4 separate regions of the Homo sapiens genome follow, and regions 1, 3 and 4 are each linked to region 2. The links are chromatin loops, found by intact Hi-C in ENCODE. Cell type or tissue: endothelial cell of umbilical vein. All regions are shown on one strand. Each heading gives the region's core, and the rest is flanking DNA. Links, peaks and the distances in the headings are about the cores only. Region 1 has its middle 50 kb from the start of ZFP36L1. Region 2 overlaps RAD51B (RAD51 paralog B). Region 3 overlaps RAD51B (RAD51 paralog B). Region 4 overlaps RAD51B (RAD51 paralog B).

What was found. A loop is a pair of places that touch in the nucleus more often than their neighbours do. Peaks named below come from ENCODE experiments on the same cell type or tissue, not always from the same donor. Only the 100,000 strongest peaks of a DNase experiment are listed, where the experiment ranks them.
Region 1: it touches region 2 in a loop (11-fold over the local background); 33 of 110 quality-filtered maps call a loop at or near these places.
Region 3: a loop joins it to region 2, with 7 times the contacts of the local background. A loop is called at or near these places in 14 of 110 quality-filtered maps.
Region 4: it touches region 2 in a loop (2.3-fold over the local background); 3 of 110 quality-filtered maps call a loop at or near these places.

Annotation. Positions count from the first base shown.
Region 1 is chr14:68,839,206-68,847,435 of GRCh38, reverse strand. No RefSeq gene overlaps it. Among named protein-coding and RNA genes, the nearest start is that of ZFP36L1, 50 kb to the right of the region's middle. RefSeq lists an enhancer at 3,324-3,836. In endothelial cell of umbilical vein, for the core only: a CTCF peak has its summit at 3,308 (motif pointing right); DNase peaks (open chromatin) are centred at 3,325 and 5,845; H3K27ac peaks cover 789 bases.
Region 2 is chr14:67,929,221-67,937,450 of GRCh38, reverse strand. The region is part of intron 7 of RAD51B (RAD51 paralog B); the gene reads right to left. Among named protein-coding and RNA genes, the nearest start is that of RAD51B, 110 kb to the right of the region's middle. RefSeq lists an enhancer at 8,032-8,230. In endothelial cell of umbilical vein, for the core only: a CTCF peak has its summit at 3,287 (motif pointing left); a DNase peak (open chromatin) is centred at 3,230; H3K27ac peaks cover 361 bases.
Region 3 is chr14:67,832,998-67,841,227 of GRCh38, reverse strand. It overlaps RAD51B (RAD51 paralog B), which reads right to left. Exons shown (of 11, transcript NM_133510.4): 4 at 6,032-6,148. Among named protein-coding and RNA genes, the nearest start is that of RAD51B, 17 kb to the right of the region's middle. In endothelial cell of umbilical vein, for the core only: a CTCF peak has its summit at 4,013 (motif pointing left); a DNase peak (open chromatin) is centred at 4,007.
Region 4 is chr14:67,879,771-67,888,000 of GRCh38, reverse strand. It overlaps RAD51B (RAD51 paralog B), which reads right to left. Exons shown (of 11, transcript NM_133510.4): 6 at 2,013-2,132; 7 at 797-980. Among named protein-coding and RNA genes, the nearest start is that of RAD51B, 64 kb to the right of the region's middle. In endothelial cell of umbilical vein, for the core only: no CTCF peak of the experiment used is centred there; a DNase peak (open chromatin) is centred at 4,060.

The DNA.
Region 1 (8,230 bases), core at 1,287-6,286, 910 kb before region 2:
TGTGTGTAAAACCTATGCCTTTTGGTGAAGAAAAAATTCCTCGTTTCTTCAAGTTGTTAAAATATTAAAGGCATTTCTTATTCTACTTAAATCCCTGGTCAATTACTGCTGTGGAAACTATTGTAATGGATATTCTATGAAAGGATAAATGCAACTATTAAAAATTATTGAACAAGTGTACCTGCTACGGTAAAAAAAATATATATTGTACAGTGTATGTAATAAACCTTTCCCCTCCCCAAGAAATAATCACCAGAATGTTACCATGCATATACCAACCTATGTGTGTATTTTTAATTTAGTTTTATAGAAGAGAATAAGTTACATACTTTTTTATGATCTTTTAAAAACGTTTTATTAATGTATAATTCACATACTATAAAATCCCCTCATTTAAAGAGTATAGTTCAGTGATTTGTGTGTGAGATGAGGTCTCAACTCTGTTGCCCAGGCTCAAATGCGGTGGCACGACCTCAGCTCACTGCAGCCTCGACCTCCCGGGTTCAAGCAATCCTCCCACCTCAGCCTCCCTAGTACCTGGGACTACAGCCATGCACCACCACGCCTGGCTACTTTTGTAATTTTTGTAGAGATGGGGTTTCACTATGTTTCCCAGGCTGGTCTCGAACTCCTGGGCTCAAGCAGTCTGCCTGCCTCAGCCTCCCAAAGTGCTGAGATTACAGATGTGAGTTGCCATACCCAATTCAGTTCAGTGATTTTCAAGGTTAATTTATACAGTTGTGCAACCATCACCACAGTCCAGACACTCCCATGGTGCTTTCTCACTCAACACTGCCTCTTGGAGATGGTTCCGCATAAGTGAGTATGGATCTCTGTCATCGTTTTCAGTGGTTTGCTGGTTTTCCATCACATGGATGCACCATCCTTTATCTAACTAGTGCCCTACTGGTGAGTCCCAGTTTTTTTGCTACTATTAACTGGGCTTCAGAGGAATCCCTGTACATACATCTTTACACCCATGAACATGAATGTATCTGTAGGGTTCGTTACCAGTGAAGGAATTGCTGCATTAATGAATATGTGCTTTTATAATTTAAAAGACTTAAAATTACTTCTAATTAACATTCCTACATTAGTGTTTGAAAAAAACCATTTGTTCAACTAGGACTTTAAAACAATCTAATAGGATAAAAACTGCATAACCAAATTTGATGTAAGAAGTGACAGAGAGGCCAGGCATGGTGGCTCATGCCTGTAATACCACCACTTTGGGAGGCTAAGGTGGGAGGACTGCTTGAGGTCAAGAGTTCAAGACCAGCCTGGGTGACATAGTGAGACCCCCATCCCTAAAAAAATTTTTTTAAAAACTTAGCCAGATGTCATGGCACACACCTGTAGTTCCAGCTACTCAAGAGGCTGAGGCAGGAGAATTCCTTGAGCCAAGGAGGTGAAGGCACCAGTGAACCAAGATTGTACCACTGCATTCCAGCCTGGGTGACAGAATAAGACACTGTCTTTTTTTTTTTTGAGATGGAGTCTCGCTCTGTCACCCAGGCTGGAGTGCAGTGGCGCGATCTGGGCTCACTGCAAGCTCTACCTCCTGGGTTCACACCATTCTCCTGCCTCAGCCTCCCGAGTAGCTGGGACTACAGGCGCCCGCCACTGCGCCTGGCTAATTTTTTTGTATTTTTAGTAGAGACAGGGTTTCACCATGGTTTCGATCTCCTGATCTCGTGATCCACCCGCCTTGGTCTCCCAAAGTGCTGGGATTACAGGCATGAGCCACGGCGCCTGGCCTGACACTGTCTTAAAAGAAAAAAAAAAAAGAATAATAATGATAAGAAGAGAAGAAGTGGTAGAGGTATCTTTGTGCATTTGTATGTATGTATGTGTGTGTATACAAACACAAATTTTTTTCCTAATGTTTATAAAGTATATGTCTTTTTTTTTTTTTAGACGGAGTTTTGCCCTTGCCACACAGGCTGGAGTGCAATGGCGTGATCTCGGCTCACTGCAACCTCCGCCTCCTGGGTTCAAGCGATTCTCCTGCCTCAGCCTCCTGAATTGCTGAGATTACAGGTGCCTGCCACCACGCCCAGGTAATTTTTGTATTTTTAGTAGAGACAGGGTTTCACCATGTTGGCCAGGCTGGTGTCGAACTCCTGATCTCAGGTAGATCCACCTGCCTCGGCTTCCTAAAGTTCTGGGATTACAGGCGTAAACCACTGCGCCCAGCCATGTCTGCTATTTGTTAAGTCTCTGTATCCCTGGAAACCACACAATTTACATATGTAAGAGTTAGTACATTAGACATCACTATTTCTATGGAGTTTTTAAAATGAGAAAAACCTGCTGGATACACACACACACACACACACACACACACACACACACACGTATATCCAAAAGAAAGGGAATAAGTATATTGAAGAGATATTTGCCCTCCTGTTTACTGCAGCACTATTCCTGATGGCCAAGATACAGATCAACATAAGTGTCCATCAATGGATGAATAAAGAAAGAAAATGTGACGTATATACACAATGGAATATTATTTAGCTATAAAAAATGATAAAATCCTGTCATTTGCAGCAACATGGGTGGAATGGAGGTCATCATGTTATGTGAAATAAGCCAGGCACAGAAAGACAAATGCCACATATTTTCAGTCATGTGGAAGCTAAAAACAAAAGTGGATCTCATGGAGCTAGAGGGTTGAATGATAGTTAACAGAGGCTGGGAAGGGGGCTGGGGAAGATGAAGAGAGGTTGGCTAATGGGTACAAACATACAGCTAGACAGAGGGAATAAGATCTAGTAGTTGATACTACTGCAGGGGAATTATAGTTAACAATAATGTATTGTATATTTCAAAATAGCTAGAAGACTTATAATGTTTCTGACACAAAGTAGATATAAATGTTTGGGGTGATGGGTGTCTGATTTTCTCTTTACATGTTGTACACATGTAATAAAAATATCACCTGAGGCTGGGCGTGGGGATCACGCCTGTGACCCCAGTACTTTGGGAGGCTGAGGTGGGAGAATAGCTTGAGGCCGGGAGTTTGAGACCAGCTTGGGCCACAGATGGGGATCCTGTCCCAAAAGAAGAGGGGTGGGGGGAAGAAACAGAATAAGAAATAAATTAAATTTAAAAAATCACAGACACCCCCAAAATATGTATAACTATGATGTATCAATAAAAAAAAAAACTCCAACAATGAGAAAAACCAAAGCGAAATGGAGGACCGGACACTTGATTGACGGTGACCGGGGACTGTGCGTCTTGAGCTGGTTGTGCTCAGGTCTCGTCCTCTCTTGGAATCTCGCTGTGGGCCAGCAGGTGGCGCTTGTGCTCCCCGTGGCCGCGATCCGTGAAACTGGATTTAATATAGTAACCCGATGTTGCCCTGAACATATAATTTTCAAACCTTCCAGTCCACCACAAGGAAAACCTCTGAGGATTTTCTTCTGGGAAGAGCAATTAGCCTAACCTCTTAGGAGGAGAAATTGCATCGCTGAGCTTGTCTGGGAAAGCAACATACCCTCCCAAGAGCAGTCTTGGGGAGGGCGGAGAGAAACCGCCAAGCAGCCTTTGTGAAGAGGGAGGGGTGCTGGAGAAGGGCTGGGAACGGCAGGGTAGGATTTGGGGCTTGGAGTGGGAAGTATCCTAGGTCTGAGGACAGCAAGTCCCGGGCCTGTGGGCTTCTGGGCTTAGGCGGGAGGGTAACAGAGACCGAATGGGTGCAAGATTACTTGGGTGGGCTGAAGATGCTCTGCCCAGCCCAGGCCAGGCTGGGAGAGCCCCTCCTTCACCCACCTACTGTGACTAAATGCCAGGCACTGGTGACACAGCTGTGACAAGACAGGCCTGGTCCCTGCCCTCACAGAGCCTGCAGGACGGGGGGCGGAGGGGGGTGGGCAGGAAATAGCAGTGACCAGGATCTAAGGGGGTTGTTGAGGTGTGTTTGGGGAGGGAGTAGGGCAACTTTCTCAAGGGGTCCAGGCCACTGCCCAGACTCCAGACTCCCTGGGATGGGGAGACTAGACTGGAAGGAGCCATCGGGGAATAGGGATCAGCTGAACCAGGGCAAGGGAAGAGAGTGGCTACTGGGGGTCACAGGGCAAGAGCAGGGAGCTTCGAGCTGGGGGATGCCCAGCCTGAGCCTGTGGGAGGGGAGAGTGGCACCCTGTGCCCTGGTCACAGATGAGGCTGGGAGGGGTGTGTCCTATTTTGAAGAAGAGGCCTTGCTTTGGCAAAGGCTGTAGTTGGGAAGAGAGGGAGAGAGATAGAGAGAAAGAGGCAGGGAGATAAAGACAAAGGGAAGAGAGAAAGAGAATTATTTTGTCTCTACCCTCAGGGACAGTGTAATCTTGGTGGAAAGTGAAAATGTGCCAGTGTACAAGTGCACACACACACACACACACACACACACACACACACACACAAAGACTGTTACCATAAGGTTGTCAGCAACTGGAGCCAAGGGAAGCATCCAGATGGCTGAGCCTATATGACCTTGGGCAAATACTTAACCTCCCTATACCTCAGTTTCTTCATCTGTAAACTGGGAGCAATATTAGTATTGACCTCATAGGGCTGTTAAGAGGATTAAACACAATAATCCTTTTGAAGCATGCAGCATAGTCCCTGGCAGCTAGTAAGGTCTCACAAGTGATTGTTGTTGTTGTCATTCATCATGATCATTAATATCAGTTGTCATCTGCTGGAAAAGGAGGGATTAGAAAAGGTGGGATATGGATAGGCACAGCCAAGACAAATGCGCGGGATGGGAAAAGCAATTCAAGCTGGAAAAGAAAGAACTCGTGGGAACAAAGGTGAAGAGGTAGGAGGGTGAGATTCTAAGTCCTCACTACTCAAAGTGTGGTCCAAAGACTCACCAGCAGCAGCTGCTCCTGGGTGCTTGTTAGAAGTGCAGAATCTTGGACCCCAGCCCAGGTCTACTCACCCAGAATCTGCAACTTTTCAAGCTGTTCAGGTGATTTGTTTGCTTGGGGGAGTTTGAGAAGCACAGCTATCAGCCATAACTCATGGGAGTGAACGATGCTGGTGCCACAGTGGGAGCAGCAGAGAGAAGGCTACAGAGGGATGGGGACCAATCAGTACATGTCCCTGAAATAGTTCCACGTGCAAGTTACTGCCCAGGATTCAATATTTGTTATAATTTTTCCCTTTGAGGTAAAACCTATATACAATGAAATATATACATGAACTGTACCTCTAAGTTTTAACAAGTGCATCTACCAATGTAAACTTGGACTCCAGTCAAGACATAAAACCTGACCAGCCACCCAGAAAGTTCCCTCATACCTCTTCCTAATCGATCCCTGCTCCAGTCCCTAGAGGCAGCAGTTGTTTTGACTTATTTTCTGCAATATAAATTACTTTGCCAGTTTTAGAATTCCGTACCCATGGAACTGTATGATAGGTACTGCTGTGTAACCCTTCATTTATGCAGCATAATGTTTTTAGACACATCTGTGTCACTGTATCAGTCATCTGTCCCTTTTTATTGCTGTGTGCTCTTCCGTTGTATAGGTATGTCACAGTTTGTTTATCCACTATGCTGTTTCTGATTTTTGGTTATTGTAATTAGGCTGCTAGGAAAATTTCTGTATGTCTTTTTGTGAACATACATTTATATTTCTCTTGGATAAATACCTAGAAGTGGGAGTGCTAGGTCATAGGGTAGGTTATGTTTAGTTTTATAAGAAACCACTAGCCCTATTCCAGAGTGGCTGTACCGTTTTATGCTTTTACCAACTGTATTAATCAGCTCAAGCTGCCATAACAAAATACCATAGGCAGAATGGCTTAAACAACAGACATTTATTTTCTCACAGTTCTGGAGGCAGGAAGCCCGAGGTCAGGGTGCCAGAGTGAGGGCTTTCTTCTAGCCAAGAAGGCCCCTGCCATCTTGCCGTGTGCTTACATGACCTTTTTTTTAAGTGTGTGAGTGGAGACAGAGAGAGAAAGAGAGAGAGAGAGAGGGTGCTCTTTAGTGTCTTTTCTTATAAGGACATTAATCCTATTGAATCAGGGCCCAGCCTTTATTACTTTATTTAACCTTAATCTTAACTTTAATGGTCCTATCACCAAATACTGTCACACGGGAGGTTTCAAGATAAGAATTTTGGAGGGACACAAACAATCAGTCTGTAACACCAACAATGTGTGAAAGTTCCAGTTTTGTCAGGTATTTTAATTTTAGCCATTCCTGTGGGTGTACAGGATATTTCATTGTGGTTTTATTTCCCTGATGACTAATGATGCTGATGATCTTATTTTTTCCATTTAAAAAATTGCAGTAATATACACATAACATAAAACGTACCAACTTAACCATTTTCTTTTTTTTCTTTTTTTTTTTTTTTGAAACAGGATCACACTCTGTTGCCCAGGCTGGAGTGCAGTGGTACGATCATGGCTCACTGCAGCCTTGACCTCTAGGGCTCAAGCAGTCCTCCTGCCCAGCCTCCCAAGTAGCTGAGCAGCTGGGACACAGGTATGCACCACCACACCTGGCTAATTATCTTTATTTTTATTTTTGTAGAGGCAGGGTCTCCCTATGTTGCCCAGGCTGGTCTTGAACTCCCAGCTCAACTGATCCTCTTGCCTCAGCCTCTCAGACTGTTGGGATCACAGGTTAAGATGAGGCCACCATGCCCGCCTCATCTTCATCATTTTTTAAGTGCACAGTTTAGTGGTATTAAGTGCATTCATAATGTTGTGCAACCAATCACCACCATCTGTCTCTAGAACACTTTTTATCTTGTAAAACTGAAACTCTATACTCACTAACCAATAATTCCCCATACCTCCATGTCCTGGCCCTGGAAACCAACATTCTACTTTCTGTTTCCATGGTTTTGACTACTCTAGGTACTTCACAGACTCACGCATTATTTGTCCTTCTGTGACTGGCCTATTTCAGGTAGCAAAATGTCCTCAAGGCTCATTCATGTTGTGGCATGTCAGAGGGTTTTTTTTTTTTAATTTTCAAGGCTAAATAATATTCTGTTTTTTTTCTTTTCTTTTTTTTGAGATGGAGTTTTGCTCTTGTTGCTCAGGCTGGAGTGCAATGGCACAATCTTGGCTCACTGCAACCTCTACCTCCCAGATTCAAGAGATTCTCCTGCCTCAGCTCCCGAGTAGCTGGGATTACAGGCATGAGCCACCACGCCTGGCTAACTTTGTATTTTTAGTAGAAGTGGGGTTTCTCCATGTTGGTCAGGCTGGTCTCAAACTCCTGACCTCAAATGATCCACCTGCCTTGGCCTCCCGAAGTGCTGGAATTACAGGCGTGAGCTGCTGCGCCTGGCCAAGGCTAAATAATATTCTGTTACATGTATATACCACATTATGCTTATCCATTCATCCAGTGATGGACATTTGGGTTACCTCCACATTTTAGCTATTGCAAATAATAATGCTATAAACATGGTGTACAAATATCTGAGACCCTTCTTTCAATTCTTTTGGGTATATACCCAGAAATGAAATTACTGGATCATATAGTAATTCTATTTTTAATTTTTTGAGAAACAGTAAATGCATCATTTTGCATTCCCAACAACGTTGAACAAAGGTTCCAATTTCTCCACATTTTCAGCAACACTTGTTATTTTCTGTTTTTTTGTTTTGTTTTGTTTTTTTAATAGTGACCATCCTAATGTATGTGAGTGGTATCTCATTATAGTTTTGATTTGTATGTCCCTAATTAGTGTGTTCATCCATTATTGCATTGCTATAAAGAAATACCTGAGCCTGGGCAATTTATAAAGGAAAGAGGTTGAGTTGGCTCACTGTTCTGCAGGCTGTACAGGAAGCACGGCACTGGCATCTGCTCAGCTTCTAGTGAGGCCTCAGGATGCTTTCAACCATGGTGGAATGTAAAGGGGGAGCAGGCATATTCCATGGTGAAAGTGGAGCAAGAGAGAGAGGGTGGAGGTGTCACACACTTTCAAACAACCAGATCTCATAGGAACTCAGAGGGAGAACTCACTTATCACCAAGGAGACGGCACTAAGCCACTTATGAGGGATCCACCCCCACACAGTGGTGGGGACTCCCACCAGGCCCCACCTCCAACACTGGGGATTACATTTTGACATGACATTTGGAGGAAACAGACATCCAAACCATATTATTCCATCCCGGCCCCCTAAATATCACGTTCTTCTCACATTGCAAAATACAATCATTCCCTGCCACTAGTCTTCAAAAGTCTTAACTCATTCCAGCATCA
Region 2 (8,230 bases), core at 1,381-6,380:
AAGTAGAATTATCGTCATCTCTGCTAGAACCGGTTGGTTTTATTTCTAGCTATATCTCTAACAGTATATCTTACCTGAGACACCAAAGGAAACAACTATTCTTTTCTCACTACCCCAATCCCTATCATTTCTCTAACTAGCTTGTAACTGGGATATCACAAAGACAGGAAGAAGGTGTGTCATGTGCTGTAGGACATTATGTTTCACTCTGAGCAGCTTCTGTTCTTTTTTGGCTTCCCATAATTGTATTACATATGGATTTAGGGCTCAGCTTTGAATTTCAATAAAAGACAACTGTTATCCCCTTCATGGCACCCTACTGCAAATCCTTCTAAACTACTTTATTTCATTATGCTATAAATATTACATTTACATATATGTGTATATAACATATTTCTGCTACAAGTAAGACCATCAAGAAAGTAAAAGGACAGAATGGGAGAAAATATTTGAAAATCAAATATCTATTAAGGGTCTTGTATCCAACATATAAAATGAGCACTTTAAAATACAATAATAAAAAGACAACCCAATTACAACTGGGCAAGAGATTTAAATAGACTTTCTCCAAAAGAGATATACAAATGGTCAATAAACACTTGAAAATTCTCAACATCATCAGCCATTAGAAAATGCAAACAAAAACCACAATGACATAACCACTTCACAAGCACTACAAGGATTATTGTAATTTTTAAGAAAAAGATGACAAGTATTAGTGAGGATGTGGAGAAACTGGAACCCTAGCTCGCTGCTGGTAGGACTTTGGAAAAGTGGCTTCACAGTTCCTCAAATTATTAAACACAGAGCTGCCATATGATCCAGCAATTCTACTCCTGGGGATATAACCAAGAGAAATAAAAACATATGTCCAAACAAAAGCTTGTACATGGATGCTTATTACTGCATTATTCATAATACCCAAAATGTGAAAATAAACCAAATGTCCATCAACTGATAAATGGATAAACAAAATGAGTTCTATCTATACAACAGTATATTATTTGGCAATGAAAAGGAATGAAGAATACTGATAACATGCTGCAACACTAATTTTGAAAACTTTATGCTATATGAAAGAAGCCAGTCACAAAAGAACACACATTATATGACTCCACTTTCATGAAATGTCCATAACAGGCAAATCTATAGAGATAGCAAATAGAGATTTCCAAGGGCTTGGGGAAGGTGGAAATGCAGAGTGAGAGAGTGGCTGCTACTGGGTACAGGGTTTCTTCTTGGGGTGGTGAAATGTTTTGGAATTAGACTGTGGTGATCGTTGCACAATCTGTCAATATGCTAAAAAAAGAACCCTATATTGTGTACCTTAAAAGGGTGAATTGTATGGTATGTAAATTATATCTCAAAAAGCTGTTAAAATTTTTGTTTTTTGAAGGCTTTTTATAATGTGTCCTTTATAAGATAGACCTTTCTAAAAAGGTCTATTAATAAAATGACATCTATTTTCTAATATATATTCTTGAATATGAAAGTTCTGGCATTCAACAAACAGACGTTGGCCTACTGACATTATCCTCTGGTATAATAGAATTCCGCCATAGTGAAATCCCTCTCTGCCCACCTTTTACTACTCTACTTGACCTTGTCTCAGTTCTCATACTCATCTTTATAAGATGAAGTCCTCGGCAGGCCCTAGATCCTGAAGGAGCAAATAATAGATGTCATCAGTGCCTATTATTTTAGAAAAAAGAAACAAGAAGACTGCAGCTGGGCTACTTATCTAAGACAACGCAACAGAATCCACTTTAAAATTTAAAAGAGTTGGCCAGGGGCAGTGGCTCACACTTCTAATCCCAACACTTTGGGAGGCCAAAGCAGGAGGATCCCTTGAGGCCAGGGATTTATAACTAGCCTGGGCAACACAGCAAGATCCCCATCTCTACAAAAAAATTTTAAAATCAGCATGGCCTGATGGTATGTGCCTGTAGTCCTAGCTACATGGGATGCTGAGGCAGGAAAATCACCCAACCCCAGGAGGTGAAAGCTGCAGTGAGCTATAATCGAGCCATTGAACTCCCATTTGGGCAAGAGAGCAAGACTGTCTCTGAAAAAAAAACTTTTTTAAGAGTTGTATTTGTAGAATTGGCACTACAAATCCATCTCTAGCATACAACTGGTATATCTTCTGGTTATCTTTGAAAGTGCACCATATCTTACACTCAAAGTAATTGCCTAATCATCCTCACATATGTAAAAAAAATCTTAAAGGATGGTCTTTCTGGCATATCCAAAAATTAACTCTCTCCAAAAGGATTCCTATACAAATTTATCTTATACCAAGTACACTATAATTAGTCAGATTTATTCATTCATTTAACCAAAATTTATTGAGCACTCACCACCTGCTAAACACTGAAACTACATAAATAAATTAAATTAGAAACAGACCCTACCATAAAAGAATTCATCACTGTGGAGAAACACAAATGCCTCGTAAACAGGCAATATGATAGTGTGCTATATAGCAGAGGAGAGTATGGTGCTGTCAGGAAAGCATTCAAAGTCAGAAGCCTAAATTCTACAAAGAGCCAGGAAGGCTGTAGACTATAACCAGGAGACACCTTGCTGAGGTTTCTCATCTGATCCTACCATTCGTTCAACGTATGGACATTCCCCCCCATCAATAAGAGTCAGGGATGGAACAACATGCTCCAGATTCCTCAATAATATACACTCCCTGCCCTCAAGGGGCTAATTTTCAAAGTATGTCAACTAGAGTACTCCAGAAACTCTTTTCTCTGATAGGGGAATGAAATAGAGAATACGAAACAAATAAAACTAAAAATAAAAGGTATTATTTCATGTATTATTTAACATACTCTACAGGAAGGGGGTCAAGATTTTAAGTTGAGATATTTTAAACTCCCTTTAGCTATCAACTCTCTGAGGGTAGAAACAGCATCTCGTATCCTCAGCCAGAATTCCTAATTCCCATTAAATACGTGTCAAATAAATAAAGAAATGAAACAATGGTAAGCAACAAATGCCATAAATACCACTTTCCTGAGCTAATTACTGATGGCATTTTACTACTTCCTTCACAGTACGCCTGTTTACTTTCTCCTTTTCTCTTCTCTTGCCCTCCCACTTCTTTCCTCTCTTTTTATCTTTATCTCTTCCTTTCTCTCCTATTTGAAATCTGCATCTTAAAGACTGCCACCAGCTGCTCTCACAGGCAATTGCTTTGCTAAGTAGGCCACAAGGATCCTAGTGAGCAATGGAGTATTCACAGTTTTCTAATTAAAAGATGCCACCTAGTGGTTACAGTTCCCTTCATCCTGATTGTACCAGGAAACATGAAAGTTAAGCAGTATTAACAAATTCCAGGTCTTCTGTGGTGCCAGCTTGGTCTAACGGCAGCATCAGATACAATGAACCCATTTCCTTTCACATCTACAACCAAGCTGTCAGAAGTAACTGATGTTGATAGTCTACGAAGCTTTGTAGTCAGGTGTATATTGACTTTATTTATTGCCCTAAAGTAGACAAATTTGTTACTTCAATTCTGGTAGAATTAAAGGTATAGGCATTGCCTGACTCAGCAGGAGCATAGAGGTAGCTTCTGCTCTTCCTGAACTCCTCAGCAGAGATGTATTCAAGGTGGCTAACTAGAGAGATTGGACACTCACCCTCTCCAGAAAGAACCAAAATTACTAATATATAACCAAAATAATCACACCTATAATAGAACATCTAGAAGAGAACACTAGTGTCCAACAGGATCTAGTCACAGGAAACACCTGAGGCAAAGAAGGAGAAGGAAGCAAGTGACCAACTCAGCCAAGATCAGCTATGAGCCCCAAGGGACTCATTATCATAGGGAAGGGTAAGTGAGAGAACCTTAACAATCCATGTCCCCACTGTGGACTGCAGCAATCCAAACCATGGGAGAGCTCCTCTACCCACACAAACCCTGATACTAGCAAGGGTGGTGATCTGGAGACCCACAAGGGCATTGCACCAGACAAGGAACTCATGCTGGGTCAGTCACACCCCCAAGGCCTAAGCTGCTACTGCAGAGCACTACTGTGAGAGCACAGCTGTCATAGGACTGCATCCTGACCTGGAAATCAGAGGCCCCATATCTCCACATTCTGGGATCTCCCACTAACAACCCCAGTGTTGACTCAAATGGCTACAGCAGCATAGCACTGGCTGGACCCAAAGGTGCTCCAGGGTCCCCAGTATTCTAGCCCATGGAAAACACTACTCCTCAGGGAATGGTGCAGTGTACCAAAAAGTTACAGTGTACCAAAGGTGCATTCTACCGGAAAGGCAGCACAAATTCTGTGCTCAAGCTCACAAGTGGAAAGATCTCCTCCCCTTCTCTGCATATTGCCATAGCAGTAGCTGTCACTAGGAACCCAGATGGGTAAGCATAATAGCTGTCTGGAGCTGGAAGCAGTGACCCTGCCTGCACCAATGGAGTGGTCTCTGTGCTCAGGTTTACACATATACAACAGGAGCCTCTCTCCTCCTCTGCACACCACTACAGCCGCTGCCACTGCTGCTATTGCCAGGGGCCAGGGTGGACAAGCCGGAGGAGCTGCCTGTCTGGGGCTGTAAGTAGTAACTGTGCCCCCACTGGTGGTGTGGCCTCCATGCTTAGACTCATACGTGAACATGGGGCCCCTCCCCTCCTTGGCATAGCAGTACAGTACTGTTGCTGCCAAGAGTGGACAAGTCTAAGAGCTGTGTGTCTGGGGCTGTGGATAGTGACCCTGCATCACAGCCACCATCAACATTAGCACATACTGCTTGGGACCCAGAGGGTCTTCTCCTCACTGCTGCTGCCACTACCCACACCATACCAAATTCCCAGGGACATGAGAACTTGCTCACCTGCCCACCCCACCTCTGCCACCACCACCTCAGCATCTGAGCAAGCCACCTGGGGAGCCAAGAATTGAACCTCTTGGTCCCACTAAAACTAGTGCCACTGCACACTGTGCTGGGGCCTAAGAACAAGTATGATCAGCCCACCGCTACCACCAATAGGGCCCAAAAAGTGGCCTGCCTAGCATCCCTGTCCCACCAAACTTCACTATAAGCTCCACTAATAACCACACCATAAACCATGGAGGAAATCACAGATAACACAGATATTGTTTATAGCTAAAGAAATAATACAGAGACTACACAACTGAATGCACCCAGAATCAAAGCCAAAGAGCCCACCCAACTAGCACCATTGATACATCTCCTATGAAAGAAAATCCAAAAGCAGGAGCTAAACATTGGGTACACATGGACATAAAGATGGGAACAACAGATGCTGGAAAATACATGAGGTAGGAGGGAGGGAGGAAGACAAAGATTGAAAACTACTTATTGAATACTGTGCTCACTTCCTGGGTGACATGTTCAATTGTACTCCAAACTCCAGCATCACATAATATAACTTTGTAACAAACCTGAACATGTACCCCTAGAATCTAAAACAAAAGTTGAAGAAAAGTTAAAAATAAAAAAATAAAAAATTTGAAGAAGCAACTATTATACCAGGTGTGCAGATGTCAACACAAGGATATAGAAAACATGAAAAAGCAAAGAACTATGACACCTCCAAAGGAACATAATAATTCTCCAGCAACACATCCCAATAAAAAGAAATTCAAGAAATGCTGGGCCGGGCACTGTGATTCACGCCTATAATCCCAGCACTTTGGGAGGCCAAGGCAGATGGATCACCTGAGGTCAAGAGGTCGAGACCAGCCTGGCCAACATGGTGAAACCCATCTCTACTAAAAATACAAAAAATTAGCCAGGCGTGGTGGTGGGCACCTGTAATCCCAGCTACTCAGGAGGCTGAGGCAGGAGAATTGCTTGAACCCGGGAGGCAGAGGTTGCAGTGAGCTGAGGTTGTGCCATTGCCCTCCAGCCTGGGCAACAAGAGCAAAACTCTGTCTCAAAAAAAAAAAAAAAAAAAGAAATCCCAGAAAAAGAATTCAAAATTATGATACTAAAGAAGCCCAATGAGATACAAGAGAATTTCAAAAAACAATACAAAGAAATCAGAAAAACAATTCAGGAAATAAAGGAGCAGTTTACCACAGTGATAGAATAAAAAAGAAACAAACCAAAATTTTGGAACTGAAGAAGTCCTTGAAAAAATACAAAGTACACTCAAAAGCATCAACAATAGACTAAACCAAGCAAAAGAAAGAGTCTCAGAACCTGAAGATGGGCCTTTTGAAATAACCCAGCCAGGCAGGACGCGGTGGCTCACGCCTGTAATCCCAGCACTTTGGGAGGCCAAGGCAGGCGGATCACGAGGTCAGGCGATTGAGACCATCCTGGCTAACACGGTGAAACCCTGTCTCTAATAAAAATACAAAAAAATTAGCCAGGCGTGGTGGCAGGCTCCTGTAGTCCCAGCTACTTGGGAGGCTGAGGCAGGAGAATGGCATGAATGCAGGCGGCGGAGCTTGCAGTGAGCTGAGATCGCACCACTGCACTCCAACCTGGGCAACAGAGCGAGACTCCGTCTCAAAAAAAAGAAAAAAAAAAAAGAAATAACCCAGGCAGACCAAAAAAAAAATTGAATAAAGAATAAAAAAGAATGAACAAAGTCGTCATGATATATGGGAAACCATAAAGCAATCAAATATATAAATTATCAGTATCCTCAAAGGGAAACAGAGAACAAAAATGCTCAAAAACCTATTTAATGAAATACTAGATGAAATTTTCCCAAGTCTACCAAGAGATTTAGACATCCAGGTACAGGAAGACCAGTGATCCAATGCGAAAGGTCTTCTCCATGACACATTGTATTCAAGCTGCATAAAGTCAATGACAAGGAGAAAAGTCTTAAAGCAGCAAGAGGAAAATGTCTAGTCACCTACAAAGGAGCCTACATCAACAGGAGACTTCTCAGCAAAAACCTCACAGGCTAGGAGAGAATGGGGTTATATATTCAAAGTGCCAAAAGAAAAAAACTGCCACCCAAGGATACTATATCCAGCAAAATTATCCTTCATAAATAAAGAAGAAATAAAGTCTTTTCTAAGCAAGCAAAAGCAGATGAAATTCATCACCACTAGACTAGCTCTTCAAGAAATGCTCAAGGGAGTGGAAAAAAAAAACACACACACACACAAAGTATACACACAAAAATATAAAACTAACTGGTAAAGCAATACACAAGTGAAAAAGCCAAAAAATTCAAGTGATACCACCATAGAAAACCAGCAAACAATTAACAATATGAAGGAACAAAACCTCAATAATAACCTTGAATATTAATGGATTAAATTCTCCACTTAAAAGATACAGACTCTCTGAATTGATTTAAAAATGATCTAACTATATGCTGCCTACAATCAGTGCACTTTACCTGTGAAGACACATATAGACTCAAAGTAAATAAATGAAAAAAGATATTCCACACAAACGGAAACCAAAAGTGAGCAGAAATACCTACACTTATATCAGATAAAACAGACATTAAGTCAAAAATAATAATAAAAGACAAAGAAGCTGGGCACGATGGCTCCTGCCTGTAATCCCAGCTACTCAGAAGGCAGAGGCGGGAGGATCACTTGAGGCCAGGAGCTCAAGACTAGCCTAGAAAACATATTGAGACCCCATTTCTTAAAAAAAACAAAAAAACACAAAAAAAAAAGACACAGAAAGACAAGGTCATTATATAATGATAAAGGGATCAATCCAGCAAGAGGATATGCATAAAGCAAGTATTACTAGATCTAAAGAAAAAGACAGGCTCTAATACAATAATAGTGGGGTACTTCAACATCCCAATCTCAGCATTTAAGAGATCATCTAGACAGAAAATAAAGAAACATCAGACTTAAACGGGACTTTAGACCAAATGGACCTAACAGACATGTACAGAAAATGTTATCTAACATCTGTAGAATATACATTTTTCTCATCTGCACATAGAAAATTCTCCAGGATTTACCATATGTTAGGCTATAAAACTAATCTTTCCAAAGCTAAAATCATATCAAGTATCTTAGATCACAATGGAATAAAACTAGAAATCAATGCCAAGAGGAACTCTGAAAACTATACAAATACATGGAAATTAAACAACATGCTCCTGAGTGACCACTGGGTCAATGAAAGAATCAAGATAAAAAATTTTTTTAATTTCTTGAAACAAAGAAAATGGAAACACAACATACCAAAACCTGTGGGACATAGCAAAAGTATGTTAAGAGGGGAGTTTATAGCAATAAAC
Region 3 (8,230 bases), core at 1,318-6,317, 96 kb after region 2:
GAAGACATACATGTGGCCATCAAATATAAAATGCTCAACATCCCTAATCATTAGAGAAATGCAAATCAAAACCACAATGAGATACCATCTCACACCAGCCAGAATGGCTATTATTAAGAAGTCAAAATGGCCAGGCACAGTGGCTCATGCCTATAATCTCAGCAATTTGGGAGGCTGAGGTGGGCGGATCACTTGAGGCCAGGAGTTTGAGACCAGCCTGGCCAACATGGTGAAACCCCATCTCTACTAAAAAATAAAATTAGCTGGGCATGGTAGCACACACCTGTAATCCCAGCTACTCAGGAGGCTGAGGCACGAGAATCACTTGAACCTGGGAGGCAGAGGTTGCAGTGAGCCAAAAGTGCCACTGCCCTCCGGGCTGGGCAACAGAATGAGACTCTGTCCCAAAAAAAAAAAAAAAGTCAAAAAATAATAGATGCTGGAAAGGGTGCAGAGAAAATGGAATGCTTATACACTGTAGGTGGAAATATAAATTAGTTCAATCACTGTGCAAAGGAGTTTGGAGATCTCCCAAAGAACTTAAAACAGAGCTACCATTTGAGCCAGCAATCTCATTGCTGGATATATACCCAAAGGAAAATAAATCACTCTACCAAAAAGACATATGCACTCGTATGTTCACTGCCACAGTATCCACAATAGCAAAGACATGGAATCAACCTAAGTGCCCATCCATGGTAGAGTAGATAAAGAAAATGTGGTAAATATATACCATGGACTACTACACAGCCATAAAAAGAACAAAATCATGTCCTTTGCAGCAACATGGATGCAGCTCTTGGTCATTATCCTAAGTGAATTAACACAGGAACAGAAAACCAAAGACTGCATGTTCTCACTTATAAGTGGGAGCTAAACATTGGGTATACATGGACACAAAGATGGGAACAATCAACACTGGAGATTATTAGAAGGAGGAAGAAGGGAGCAGGGAAAAAGGCTAAAAAAACTACTTATTGGGGACTATGTTCAGTAGCTGAGAGATGGTATAAATCGTACCCCAAACCTCAGCATCACGCAATATACCAATGTAACAAACCTGTACATATACCCCCTGAACCTAAAATAAAATAGGGCACCCAATTATTAGAGAATAATCATTCTTTTCAAGCACACGTGCAACATTTATCAAAGTTCATCACATATTTAACCTTAAAAGATGTCTCAGGGAACTTCAAAAAATCAATATCATGCAAAGTTATCTGACAAAAATGCAATTAGATTAATAATGTAATTAAAATAAATTTTTTTAATTAAGTAATTTAGATATTTTAAAATTCCAAATGATACATGAGTCAAAGAAGCAATTGTGATGGGAATGTTTAAATACTTCTAGAACAGAATGAAAATGGAAATACTATATCTCAAAATAGAATGCTTCAAGAAAAATTCAGTCTTAAAAGGTCAGAGTAAAAAGAAAAACTGAAAATTAATAGATTAAATATCTAATTTAAGAAGTTAGAAGCAAAGAATAACCCCACAAAAAAATTAAATAAAAGGAGATAATAAGAAAATGGCAGAAATAAAGGAGGTAGAAGATGAAGAAATAATAGAGAAGACCAACAAAGAACAACAAAATGCAGAGTTCTTTAAAATGATGACATACATACTCAAACTTCTGACAAGATTTTTTTTAAAAGAGAGGGAGAAATAAAACAAAGTAAGTAATATCAGAAATGGAAAGGGGGACAAAAACCACATGTAAAACCAGATTTAAGAGCTGGAAGATTGTAATGAATAACTTTATTATAATAAATTTGAAAACATAAAGAAAATGGACAAATTCCTAAAAATCTCATTCACTGTAACTAATCAAGAAGAAATAGAAAATCTGAGTAGTCCTATAATCATTAAAGGAATTGAATTTTTAAAAAATCTTCTCAGAAGGAAAAATATCAAGATCAGACAATTTTTCAGACAAGTTCTACCAAATCTTCAAGGAACAAATAATTCCCATCATAGGCAAACTATTGCAGAATATTAAAAAAAGAGATATTCCATAATCCATTCTACCAAACTAGTATAAGATAAATACTAATTCAGACAAAGACACTACTAAAAGGAAAATTACAGCTGAATATCCATCCTAAATATTGAAAAATCTTAAATATTAGCAAACTGAATCCAACAGTTTATAAAAAAAGATAATATATCATGACCAAGTTGAACTTGTCCCAAAAATGCAATAGTAGTTTAACATCAGAAAAATCTATTAAATGTTTCTCACCATGCTATTAGACCAAAGATGAAAAATAATACAATCATTTCAATCAATGCAGAAAAAAAAGTTTTTGATAAAATGTAACACCAAATTAGTATTTTAGCTAGGAAATGGAGGAAAGTTCTTTATTTCTGATCAAGGATATCTACTTACAGCAAACATCACAGGTTTTTTTTTTTTTACTTTTTTATCTAGAAATAATTTTAAACTTACAGGAAAATGGTATTAATAAAAACAGAAGGCCAGGCGCAGTAGCTCACACCTGTAATCCCAACACGTTGGGAGGCCAGGGCAGAAAGGATCACTTGAGGTCAGGAGTTCAAGACCAGTCTGGGCAACATAGCAAGCCCTCATCTCTACAAAACATTTTAAAAAATTAGCCAGGCATGGTGGTGCACACCTGTAGTCCTAGCTACTTGGGAGGCTGAGGAAGGAGGATCATTTCAGCCCAGGAGTTTGAAGCTGCAGTGAGCTATGGTTGTGCCACTGCACTCCAGCCTAGGTGACACAGCTAGACCATGTATCTTTTTTTTTAATTTAAAATAAAAATAAATTAAAAATAAATAAAAACAATACAGAATATATATATGCATTCTTTTCCCACATCCACCCACCGTTAACATTTTGCCCAATTTACTTTATCGTTTTGCTAGCTCTCTCTTACCTCCACATGTGTGTATGTGCATGCGCATGTATGATACACAGTATGAAATCAGTATGTCAATCTACGCTCCCATTTTTATTGCAGCACTATTCACAGTACCCAAGAGATGGAATCAACCTAAGTGTCCATCAGCAGACAAATGGATAAATATGTGGTACATACATGCAATGGAGTACTATTTCAGCCATAAAAAAGAATGAGATTCTGTCATCTCTAACAACATGGATGGAACTCAAGGTCATTATGTTGAGTAAAATGTCAGACACAGAAAGACAAACCTTGCATGTTCTCACTCACATGTAGAAGCTAAAAAAATTGATCTCATAGAAGTGGAGAGTAGAATAGTGGTTATTAGAGGCTGAGATGGTTAGAGGGAGACAGCCAAAGGTTGGTTAGCAGTTACAAAATTATAGCAAGACAGGAGGAATAAGTCTTAGTTTTCTATAGCACCTTAGGTAAACTATAATTTACAACAATTTATTATATATTTTCAAATAGCTAGAAGAGGGGCTTTTGGATGTTCCGAACACACACAAAAAATGATAAATGCTTGAAGTGATGGATATGCCAATTACCTGATTTGATCATTATACATTGCACACACATATCAGAATATCACACTGTACCCCATAAATATATACAATTATTGTATCAATTAAAAATTGTAATAAAAGCAAAAAAAACTCTGTTTGAGGATAATTTGATATACTCCCTGTACTCAGTTGAAAAACAAAAAACAAAAAAGATTGAAGAAGCTACCTGTAGCTAGAACAGAAAGGAGAGAATTTGCCCCTACTAAGGAGTCAAAGTATTTATATTCCTATTCCAAGTCAGCCAATTAGATAACAACAAAACACCTAAAAGGCTTGTAACTTCTGTTTGGATTTTAAAAAATAATTAATAAAAGCTAAGTGAAAAAGTATTAAAAATTATTCTAAAACTTAAAAAGTAAAAAGAATTTCCCAGTTAATCTTCCTTAAGTTCAATGTTTTTGCTATTTAAATAAGTAAGTTTATGACTGTGGATCACACTGTAATAAACCTTGTTTAAGCAAGTGGAACTTCAGCCCAAAAAGTTTATGTAAAATCATGTGATTCTGGCACCACCTGGTGGCAGTATATTCCAAAAGAAGAGGATGTGTGTGTGTGTGCGTGTGTGTGTGTGTATGTGTGTGTGTGCATTTTTATTAATAACTAATTCACGCATTTATTTACCAACTATTTAATAGGCATCTGCTAGGTGTTGCTCATATAAATCTTTAAATCTCTCTTGGAAGACAGGAAATAAAATATAGTATCTAAAACAGGGTCCCTATCTCCAAGGAAAAAAAATCCACAGTTAAATTATGACTATCAGAATGTAAGAAAATAATCTGTTCTTGTTTAGAAGTTTCCTGAAAGTATTTATGCCCCTAGAACTTTCAAGCAAGAAGTCCTCAGGAGTGTATTGATAAACATTGTCTATGAAGTCACCACATTGTAAGCAGTTTTCAAGGAAAATAACTGCAGTGGTTTTAAAATGTCCTCAAATTCCTGACACTTCTTCCTCCAAAAGGTTGGCCAGGTGTAGTGGCTCACACCTGTAATCCCAGCACTTTGGGAGGCCCAGGTGGGTGGATCACCTGAGGCCAGGAGTTTGAGACCAGCCTGGACAACATGGTGAAACCCCATCTCTAGTAAAAATACAAAAAATTAGCCAGGCATGGTGATACATGCCTGCAATCCCAGCTACTCACTTGAACCTGGGAGGCAGAGGTTGCAGTAAGCCAAGATTGTGCCACTGCACTTCAGCCTGGGCAACAGAGCAAGACTCTGTCTCAAAAAAAAAAAAAAAAGAGGCTAATTTCCCTTTCCTTAAATGTAGGCTTGACTTAATGACTCACTTCTAATGACGAAAAGTGGCAGAAGTAGTGGTGTGTAACTTCCAAAGCTAGGTTGCCAAAGATATCACCACTTCCATCTTGCCTTCTTCAAGACCACTCACCTGGGGGAAGTCAGCCATCATGTCATAAGACTCAAGAAGCCTGTGGAGAGCCTACCTGGTGAGGCACTGTGGCCTCCTGCCAACCACCAGCACCCATTTGCCAGTCATGTAAGTGGGCCCCTCAGAAACAGATCCTACAGCCCCTACCAAGCTTCAGATGACTGCATCCCTCACCAACAATGCTGAGCTAAGCCACTCACAAAGAAACTAAGAAATAACCAAAGTTTATTGTTTTAAGCCACTTAGTTTTGGGATAATTTGTTATCCAACAGTATTAACTAATCCAATAACCTATCACTTCCTAAAAGAAATTTTATCTATAACAGAAAGTAAAAACAGCTCACTTTAGTTTAATACTATAATTTTTCCATATGTTAATAAAATTTCAAATTGTCCTTCCTAATTTATAAGGAGTGATCCTTTTTTAATTCCCCCAATTGTTTCATAATATTATTTCATAATATTTACCACTTTCTTTTTTTTGAGACAGGGTCTTGCTCTGTCACCCAGGCTGGAATGCAGTGGTGTGACCATGGCTCACTCTAGCCTTGACCTCCCTGGCTCAAGGTCAGCCTCCTGAGTAGCTAGGACCATAAGCATGCACCACCACATATGGCTAAATGGTTTCTGGGTTTTTTTTATTTTTTTTTTGGTAAAGACAGGGTCTTGCCTTGTTGCTCAAAGTGCTGGGATTACAGGCATGATATAATCATATATATAAAATATATAATGTTATTTATGTGCATACATATTACATATATGACATATGTGTATATATTACATATATGTGACGTGTGTACATATAAATGTATGTATGCATGTATGTATATATAACATATATGTATGCATTATATATATAACACATATATAAACACACCCAGCAATATTTATCACTTTCTAAGTTAACTCAATGAAACAGCAACCTAAGTAGATTTTAATCAGTCAGCAAGGATTTTGTTTTTAACACCTCTGTTTGCAGAACAACCACACTAAGTACTGAGTGGAGAACCATATCCTTGAAGTACTTATAATTTAATTCAGATTACCGTTCCAGAAATAATTTATGTTTTTTAACTAAACTTTTTCCCTAGCTCTGAAGGTTATAGGTCAATGGAAGAAGGTACGAAAAATTTTTCCTTTACCTCTGTGAGGGATCCACAAGCCACACCACCATGCAGGGCTTCGTCCAAAGCAGAAAGGGTAGTAGATAAGAATGCTGGTGAGAAATCAGCAGACCTTTGTGCTTTTATCCCATAAGCCTAAACAAGAAAATGATTAAGTTTTTTTTCAACCTCTATATATATTCAAAAACATAAACCAACTTTAATTCTCTAAATTTTAGCAATTTTAACCCTAATCCATCCTTTTCCCTTCTATTATTTATTTGTTCAACAAATATTTACTCTGTGCCAGGGACTGTGCTAGATTATGGGGATATGACATAACAGAAAGAGAGAGACGTTGCCCTCACAGTCTTATGAAGTCAACCAGGGACTATGAAATTAGGACTAGAAACCAGGCAATTACAACACAATTAATAAGAGATATTGTAATAGGGAAAGTATAACTGATACAGATTTTGGAAACTTAATGGAATTGCTGGATGCCCGTGCTAAAATCTGAAAGAGCTGTTAGGTAAGCAAAGGAAATTTGACTATTCCTGCCAAAGAGGACAGAATGTACAAAGAAAGGTCAAGAAGCAAGAGAGGAAACAGGGACTAACACAAACTGTAAATATACAGTTCATTTAGAATGGTTGAAAGATGGAGTGTGGGTGTAGCACAGCAAGCAATGAGGCTAGAGAAGTAAGCAGGGGCCTAACCATAAACAGCTCTGTTGAAGATGCAAAAAGGAGTGACATGAACAAGTTATTTCAAACTTGGGTTCGTTTGTGAAGAACAGTGTGAAGGAAGGTGTGGTAGGCTGAGAAATGACCCCCCACCCCCACCCCTGGATATCCAAATCAAATCTCCAGAACCTGTCTGTGAATATTACCTTATTTGCAAAATGGGTGTTTGCAGATGTGATTAAGTTAAAGCTCTTGAGATGAAGGGATAATCATGGATTATCCAGATGGACCCTAAATACCCACACTAATAAGAGAGGCAGAGGGAATTCAATACACACAGGAAAAGGTTATGTGAAGATGGTATAGAGAGAGAAGCAGCCACAAGCCAAGGAATGTTAATGGCCACCAAAAGCTGAAAGAGGCAAGGAACGGATAATCCCCTAGAACCTCTGGAGAGAATGCAGCTCTGCCTACACCTTAATTTTGAACCTCTGAACTCCAAAACTGTAAGAGAATAAATTTCTGTTGTCTGAAGCCACCCAGGGTGTGATTTGTATTAGAACTGCCACAGGAAACTAATACAACAAATTATAATTTCAAAGACATACTCAGATTAGTTTGTGAAGAACAGCTTGAAGCTGGGAGATCTGTCAGGAAGACGTTACAGTCATTCCAAAGAAAAATAATGGTAGCTAGAAGAAGGTAATAGTAGTGGGGATAAAAACTTTTGGTACTAGCAACTATATCTAAACCCAGGTACACAGTACAACAGTCCCCCTTATCCACGGTTTCACTTCCCATGTTTCAGTTACCCCTGGTCAACATTGATCTGAAAATATTAAATGGATAATTCCAGAAATAATTCATAAGTTTTAAATTGCACACAGGTCTGAGTAGCATGGTGAAATCTCACATCATCCCACCTGGATGTGAATCATCCCTTTGCCAAGTGTATACACACTGTAGACACTCCCTGCCCATTAGTCAGTATCTCAGTTATCATCTCAGTTATCAGATCCAAAAAACATAGTATACATAGAGTTTAGTACTATCCAAATTTTCAAACATCCACTGAGGGTCTTGAAACATATTCCCTGTGAACAAGGGGAGAAACACTACATATCTGAAGTTTTTCCAATATAATACAATTCTGAAATTCTCCTTTTTTTTGTTCAAGACAGAGTCTCACTCTGTCACCCAGGCTGGAGTGCAGTGATGCGATCTCAGCTCACTACAACCTCCACTTCCTGGGTTCAAGCAATTCTCCTGCCTCAGCCTCCCAAGTAACTGGGATTACAGGTGCCTGCCACCAGACCCGGCTAATTTTTGTATTTTTAGTAGAGACGGGGTTTTGCCATGTTGGCCAGGCTGGTCTCGAACTCCTGCCCTCAAGTGACCTGACCACTTCGGCCTCCCAAAGTGCTGGGATTACAGGTGTGAGCCACTGCACCTGGCCCGAAATTCTCCTTTCTTATCCTTGGTGTTGTGTTTGTCCACAAGAAATTATACAAAGAATTCTGGTGATTTCATTTGTTGGTTTTGATCATTCTGA
Region 4 (8,230 bases), core at 1,839-6,838, 50 kb after region 2:
TATCTCAGTTTAAGGAACTATCTTTTCTTGAGATGAAGCATGACTAAAATTGAGAAGCCTGAATGTTGATGAGGCTGTGGAACAACGACTAAAACTCCCTGACACACTGCAGATGGGAGTGTAACTTAGTACACACTTACGTCTTGCAGGTTACACATCACAAGCCCTTGTAATAGCCTGTCATCTTCAGATTTCTGATCACAATGCCCGCTACAAAAAGCCATGCCACAAATAATCTTTCAAGGTTTTCTTACTGACACTTTCATTACTATCATTCCAACATCTCTTAATGGTTGACCTCTGACCATTTGAAGCAAACCAAATCCTATTGTACACAAAACAGCGCTGAACACAATAACACAGTATCTAAACCTAAAATACTTAAAACAAAACTAACAACAACTGCAGTATTTTTTTTAATTATATAGAAATAGATCTAGGCAATTTCATGAAGTTTTACTACTTTATATTTACTGCAGTGTGAGAAATGTGATACAAAGCACACACAAAGAGTAAACAATGAGAAGGAAGAAAAGGAGGGACTATAGGAACTTTTAAAAACATCGTTTAAATCTACTCCAGACTCAAATTATTAAAATAATAAAATAATCTCAGCAGATGAGCTAATTTAAGATGATGGCGATGTTTGCTATAGCAATTAGACTGTACTACCTTTAAAAAGTCATCTGTTTTACATTTTCCTCTAATTTTATTATTTGATACCATAAGTCAGTGAATGTAATATAAAAGAAACAAAAGAAAGGAAAAGAAAAAAGAGAAAAAAAGAAAAACTTACTGGGATTGAAAACTCCTCAGCCAAATACTTCAAGGAGGATGCCTCTCTTGCCAAGAACTTGTTTCTTTCTTTGAGATTGCCTTGAAGTTGTGCATCAAACTCCTTTCTGACCACAGAAGCAACAGAGTCAAGAATCACAAGTTTAATTCCTTTTGAGATAATTTCTTCTTCCAAAGATTCAATCCTATAAAAGAAGAATTTATAAAATAGTCAATAAATTTAAGATAAAATAAATAAATAAAGGTATTGCAAAGGCTAAGCAACTTAAAAACAATAAACTATTCTTTCCTAAGTTACAGTAATGATTTGCAAGAATTCAGTAAACCTAACTTGTAGACATATCATACTTTTCTGGAAACAGAGCAAACTGTTTCTGTGTAGTTTCAGAATTCCTTGATTCTCCTAAGATAATGTTAACGCTCCAATTCTGGGGTAAAACTACTTGTGGTAGCCAGTCTGCAAAATGGCCCACACTTACTCCCTCCTCTTGGTATTTTGCATCCTTGTATAGGTCCCTCCCACAGTGTGCCAGACTTGATCTGTATGACCACAAGCATATGACAAGATCATGGTACCTTATTTCTGAGTGTGGGTTATAAAAGACTACAGCTTCCATCTTGGGTACTCTTTCACTTGCCCAGTCTCTCAGGTCACTTACTCTGAGGAAAGCAACTTGCTATGTTGTGATTTATGGAGAGGCCCAGACGGTAAGGAACAAAGGTCTCTTGCCCACTGCCAGCAAGAAACAGAGGGCTTCCAACAACTATATTAGGGAGCTTGGAAGCAGGTACTCCAGCTCCAGTCAAGCCTTAAGATAACTGCAGCCCTGGCCACCAGCTTGACTATAACCTCTTGAGCGACATTGAGCCAGAAACACCCAGCTAAGCTACTCCCAGACACTTAACCCTCAGAAACTATGTGAAATAATATGTATTTGCTGTTTTAAGCTACTAAACTGTGAGACAATTTGTTAATGAAACAATAGATAAATAATACACCACTTAATTAATTAAATACAGAACATTTTATTCATTTAATTTTTTTTGTTTTTCAAGAAAGACTTCAACCAAAAGGCTATAACAAAGAAGAACACTGAAAAAGTTACTCCACATAATTCTAACCTATAAAGACTTTTTTCACTTAGAAGCTGAAACATAAAAGATAAAACATAAACCTTCAACGCATTACTAAAAAATCAAAATCTAAAGCAGCATACCTTTGTAGAACTTCATCACAGGTGAGTTCCCGATAAAGATGAACTTTACTACTTGTCAAAAGTAACTTTTCTTCAGTGTTAAAATATCTGGGAAAACGGGATTCTGCTATTTCAACCAGTCTGTGGGTGAAAAAAATAGCACAAACGAAAACAGTCAATTCTACTTAAAGCCACATTGCTGAATCTCTAATTAATTTTACTTGAGAAACTCCTAAGCCTTATCAATAGAGCAGGTATAAGCAAAATGGCTTAATATACAGATTTAGAATTAAGCTCTCTTTTGTAAGCACTAACAGAGGTTAGCAGTCAGAGCATGCAACCAGCAAGGGCTGTTGGATCTCATCTAATCTTGAGCAAACAACAATGTCTCTTGAGATTTATCTTTCTGGGATTAAATATGTTTTTTGTAAGTGATATTTAGAGTAGCAGCTATAAGATATGTTTACTAAATAAGAATGCTTTCATTTTCTTGAATGAAATAAGTATATTTGAACAAATATGGTATATTGTATTATAATAGATATCAGTAAGTCTTCATGTCTCATTCCAGAAAAATACACTTTCTCAATTGAAACAATTCATGCAAATTAATGCTATGCAATAATTCCTTTAAATTATGGCCCAAATAAATTAATGTTCCAATACTTTCTTAGTAAACAAAACATGATTTTCTAAACACTGAATTCTGGCCTCAAAGCCAGTTTAATACATGCAGTAGGCCAAACACAAGAGAGTGACAAGTTAAAATGCCATCATTCATATTATAAGATATGGAAAGCATTACTAGAAATTTCTCATATTTATGGTTAAAAATGTTAAAAATATAAGTCTTTGAGTTTAACCATCTCATTTCATTTTAAATGTTTTGAGTTTAACCATCACATTTCATTTTAAATGAAATGACATTTTATCAGCCCTAGTACTTAGCCATCCCAGGGGAACTGGGAGGAGAGGCTGTAAACTCAAAAAGCATCCTATATTTTGTTTTCCATTTAGAGACTCAAAAGTACAAAAGAACAGTGTTTTCATTTCTAAATAGTTAGAGTTCTGAGAAGAAGCTGGGAACTTTAAAAACATAACCAAAACAAGTCCTTACATTTGCTATGATCAGAAATAAAAGAGAAAAGCCCAAAACAGGAAAAGAGAAGAGAGAACTTCAACAACTGTTTTTAAGTGTATTTTTGAACAATTTGAAAAGAAAAATATACATAGCTAAGTTGAACAGGAAGAGGAAAAAATACTTCATGAATAAGGAATAGTACCAAAAGAGGTGTGAAGAGTGAGAATAAAATGGATCAAATAACCATCCAGGAAAAGAGCTTAAGAGAGGCACAGGGATTGAAATGGAAGAAGGAAATGAGGTAAGGGAGGAAATCAAGAAATGAGATGGCATTGGCACAGGCAGAGCAGCCAAATCCTGAGGGTTTGGGGGAAAAGTGTAAATTTTTGATTAGGGAAACTATTTGCTGAGTTTAGTGCTGGTCAGAGAAGTCAGCTAAAAATCTCTGGCACTTAGAACCTACCAGTTTTTAACAGGATAGGTCTGGCAACATCTTCTAGAAACATGGAAATTTTTCAAAATTTGAATGCCCAGTTGATTAGGAACCAGATTGAGAGTACCTAGCTCATTAGCAACAAGAACTGAACAGCTGACAATTTTCTGGATTTCCACTAGTGGCTTCAGTAATGAAAGGCTCTGGAACTTACTGCTGCTTTGCCATTGCTGAAGGCCTCACAAAAGGAATGGTGGTCAATGGATAGACATGAACAACCTTTGTTCACAGTTACCATGCTAAATAACTGTATTAAATGGATCATTTACACACCAATATGCTGTAATTTTGTTTCTCTAAATGTTTTTTATTTTATAATAAACATCTAAAAATATATAAATCAAAAACCAAATATAAATGCAATATTCGACATGCCTCACATTCATCCTAGTAACTTCTTGTGACAATCTTCATTGCAAAGATCTTTTTTGTTTAGGGCAAAAAACAGAAAATAACCTATCATTTGCTCCCAGACATTAATTACATAAAGTTTGAAAATAATGCCATCTAGTGGATATCTGTTTATAAAAAGCATTCTTTTCAAAATGAGCACTAAGATCCATTCATTCAACAAATATTTATTGAGGACCTACTATATGCCAGGCACTGTTCTGGGTGCTGAGAATATGGCAATGAACAACCACCACTACCAAAAGAAAAAGAAAAGCCCTTACCTCATAGGGTTTAAATTCTACTGAGGAAGACAAACAAATAAATATATATTATATATGAGGTAATAAGGCTGTAGAGGAAAATGAAGCAGGATGAGAGAATAGAATGTGACAGGTGGGGCTAGCGCTATTTTATATTTTATGTCAGGTGAACTGACAAAGCCTTATTAATAAGGTGACATTTGAGCAAAAGCTTAAAAGAGATAAGAAAATGAACCATGTGGATACCCAGTGAAACAGCACACAAGAATAGAGAATTATAACAAGTGCAAAAGCTTACATGTGGAAAGATGCCTGGTGTGTCTGAGAAACAACAAAGAGACTAAAGTATCTGGAACACAGAGAGTAAGAGGGAGAATAAAAGAAAACAAAGAGCTAGCCAAGGCCAAGATCACATAAGACCTTTAGGTCTGTGGTTTTTGTTTTTTTTTTTTTTGCTAAAGTGGTATTTTTTTTTTTTAGCTTTTATTTAGCAAAATAGGAAGCCTAGAAGCAGGAACAACATGATCTGACTTCTTTTTTTAAAAGGACTGCTCTAACTGCCCAATGGAGAAGAGGCTTGGGCAAGAATGAAAGCAAGGAGATCAGCTAGCACAGATAAGAGCTGGTAGTGACCAGTTAAGAGCTGGTAGTGACCTCACCCAGGGAAGTAACAGGTCAAGTGATGAGAAGTAACTAGACTCAAGATATAGTTCAAAAGAGGAGCTGAAAGAATTTCTTGGCCGGGCACGGTGGCTCACGCCTGCAATCCCAGCACCCTGGGAGGCCAAGGCAGGCGGATCACCTGAGGTCAGGAGTTCAAGACCAGCCTGGCCAACATGGCAAAACCCCGTCTCTACTAAAAATACAAAAATTAGCCAGGTGTGGTGACGGGCGCCTGTAATCCCAGCTACTCGGGAGGCTGAAGCAAGAGAATCGCTTGAATCTGGGAGATGGAGGTTGCAGTGAGCCAAGATCACGCCACTGCACTCAGCCTAGGCAACAGAGTGAGGCTCCGTCTCAAAAAAAAAAAGAAAGAATTTCTTGACTAATTGGGTGAGTGTCTAGAAGAATGGAATCACAACTTTATTGAAGCAGAAAAGACAAGATTCACATAAAGGTTTTGGTTATTGGTGTTATTTGCATGTTTTATTTCCTTCATGGGGGAAACAAAAATGCAGTTTTGGACATATCAGGAAATCCATGTATGTAAACCTATCCAAGTTCCATGTCATTACGCAAATGAATATGAATCTGAAGTTCATGGGAAAGCTCAGAATTCAGATATCAATAGGAGTTACAGCCTATAAAAGATTTTAAAGATCATAAGACCAGATGATATTAGGGATTGAGTACAGATATAGAAGAGAAAAGGTCCTAGGACTGAGTTCTGGGATTCCCCAAAGCCTAGAAGTTAAAATGATGAGGAGGATCCAGCAAAAGGGACTGAGAGGAGGAGGTGACCAAGAAGGTAGGTGTAAAAGAAGAGAGAATAGTTCCAAGAAGCCAAGTGGGCTGGGCATGGTGGCTCATGCCTATAATCCCAACACTTTAGGAGGCCAAGGCAGGAGGATCTCTTGAGCCCAGAAGTTTAAGACCAACCAGGGCAACATACCAAAACCTTATCTGTACTAAAAATTAAAAAATTAGCTGGGCATGGTGGCATATGCCTGTGGTCCCAGCTACTCGAGAGGCTGAGGTGAGAGGATTGCTTGAGTCTGAGGGGTCAAAGCTGCAGTGAACCATGATAGCACCACTGTACTCCAGCCTGGGTGACAGAGTTAGGTGAGAACCTGTCTAAAAAAATAAAAAGTCAAGGGAAGAGAGCTTTTCAAGAAAAAGTGAGTGATCAACTCTTTCGAATGCTGCTATTGGGTTGGATAAAATTTTTTAAATCAGTTGCATTATAGAGCTGGAAACTTAAGCCTGGATAGAGTGAACTCAAGAGAGAATGAAAGAAGGGATTTCCACTTTAGCCCACAAAGGATTAACTGGTACATGAATTGCACTAAAATAATAAGTAGAAAATCAGACAGAATACATGAAATAAGAGTTTTCAGGTACTGAACAATAGAAAGCTTGAGACTGTAATCCTTGAGAGAAAGGAAACAAACACAATGAGCTTACAATCACCTCAGTTTGCTCCAGAGGCAGTTTCCAGGCTGCAACACAAGAAAGGGAAAGTAAACAGAGCCTGGTAGACAACCTGAGTTGAGGAGATGGGGATCGGAGTTTGGGAAAGCTAAGGTGGCTAGAACTTATGGGGCAGAGTACCAGAGAGGAAGCAGGTGTGCAGAGTGAGCACTGCAAAGATCTGCAGAGAGGGCCACTTGAGAACTAATCTGCACATGTGTGAAGGGAAACTACTTGAGGTTGAGGAAAGAACCACCAGAAAGTATCAGACTGAACACTTCCTAGTGCCCACACAGGGTGAGAACAGTTCGGGTTTACACAAGGTGAAGAATAAAGAGACCTTATTATACACTGGGCATTGGGCAGAATTTTCAGAAGGATTTTACCTTAGTAGTGAAGCTAAATAAGTTTCAGAATAAAAAACCACAGTCATGTGCTGCATAACGACATTTCAGTCAATGATGCATCACTTATACAACAGTGGTCCCATAAGCTTATATAGTATATTTTTACAATACCTTTCCTTTGTTTAGATACACAAATACTTACCATTGTGTTGTAATTGCCTATTCAATACAGTAACATGCTGTACAGGTTCATAGCCTAGAAGCAATAGGCTATACCATATAGTCTAGGTGCGCAGTAGGCTATACCATCTAGGTGCATGTAAGTACACTGTAGGGTGTTCATACAACAATGAAATTGCCTAACAATGCATTTCTCAGAACATATCCCAATTGTTAAGCGAAGCATGACTGTACCTGGGATTTTTCCATAACAACATAGAAAAGCAACCTGCAAAAGGATCAAACTAATACTAAAATGTACCTTAAAACAAAACCTAACACTCTTGAAAAACATATGTTAAAATCCAGCACCCACCAACAACGTAAAATTTACAATGTTTAACATCGAATTGAAAAATTACCAGACAAGTAAAGGAAGAGGAAAAGATCCATTACCAGGAGAAAAATCAGTCAATAAAAACAGATTTAAAAAATTATATATATGATGGCATTCATGGATAAAAACCTCAAAACGGCTATTATTAATCTTCTACATTTGCTCAAGGAGTTAAATAAAGCAGGGGTTGTCAAACTGTGCACTATGGCCCATTGCCTGTTTTTGTCAATAGAGTTTTATTAGAACACAGACATATTTTTAATATTCTGTTTGACAAAATAGAAGCACTTCTACTACATTCTGAAGTACAACCATTGTCTCAAGGAAAAACATCTGTACAATTGGGTTCTCAGACTAAGAAGTCACTTTTTCCATGGGAGACCATTTTTACTTGAAAGAATGATTGATAGATAAGTTATGGTTTTTCTGACTTAAGTATTTGGTAGACGTTTTCTCAAAATGAGCAAAGTAAGCCCGACACTTCAAGAAAAACAAGTGGCAATATTTATTGCCAATGATAAAATTCAAGCTTTTAATGAAAAATCAGATTCCTAAAAAACTTACATCTGCTACCATGAGTTTGACTGCATCCCAATACTTAAATACTTTTTGTTCAGATCAGTGGAGATACTAATGAAATTTTTTTATATTGAGTAATAAAATGTGTCAACATTTAGAACTCCATAAGACAGTGAACCAATATTTTCTGAGTGATAAATGCATAATATTACAAAATCATGCATAGGTAAATATCCATTAAGAGCCTAAGACAGATGAATAGATTTTAATGTAACTGTAGAAAAAATGCAATAATATGGTTTCAGATTCTATATCACAACTAACCTCTAAGCAACTATTACTCAATTCCTGGTGTAGTATCAAAGAAGCATATCTTTAATTATCTGAAGAGACTATTAAAATATTCCTCCCTTTCCAACTATAACCAGTATAAGGCCAGATCTTCATATCTCAACCAAAA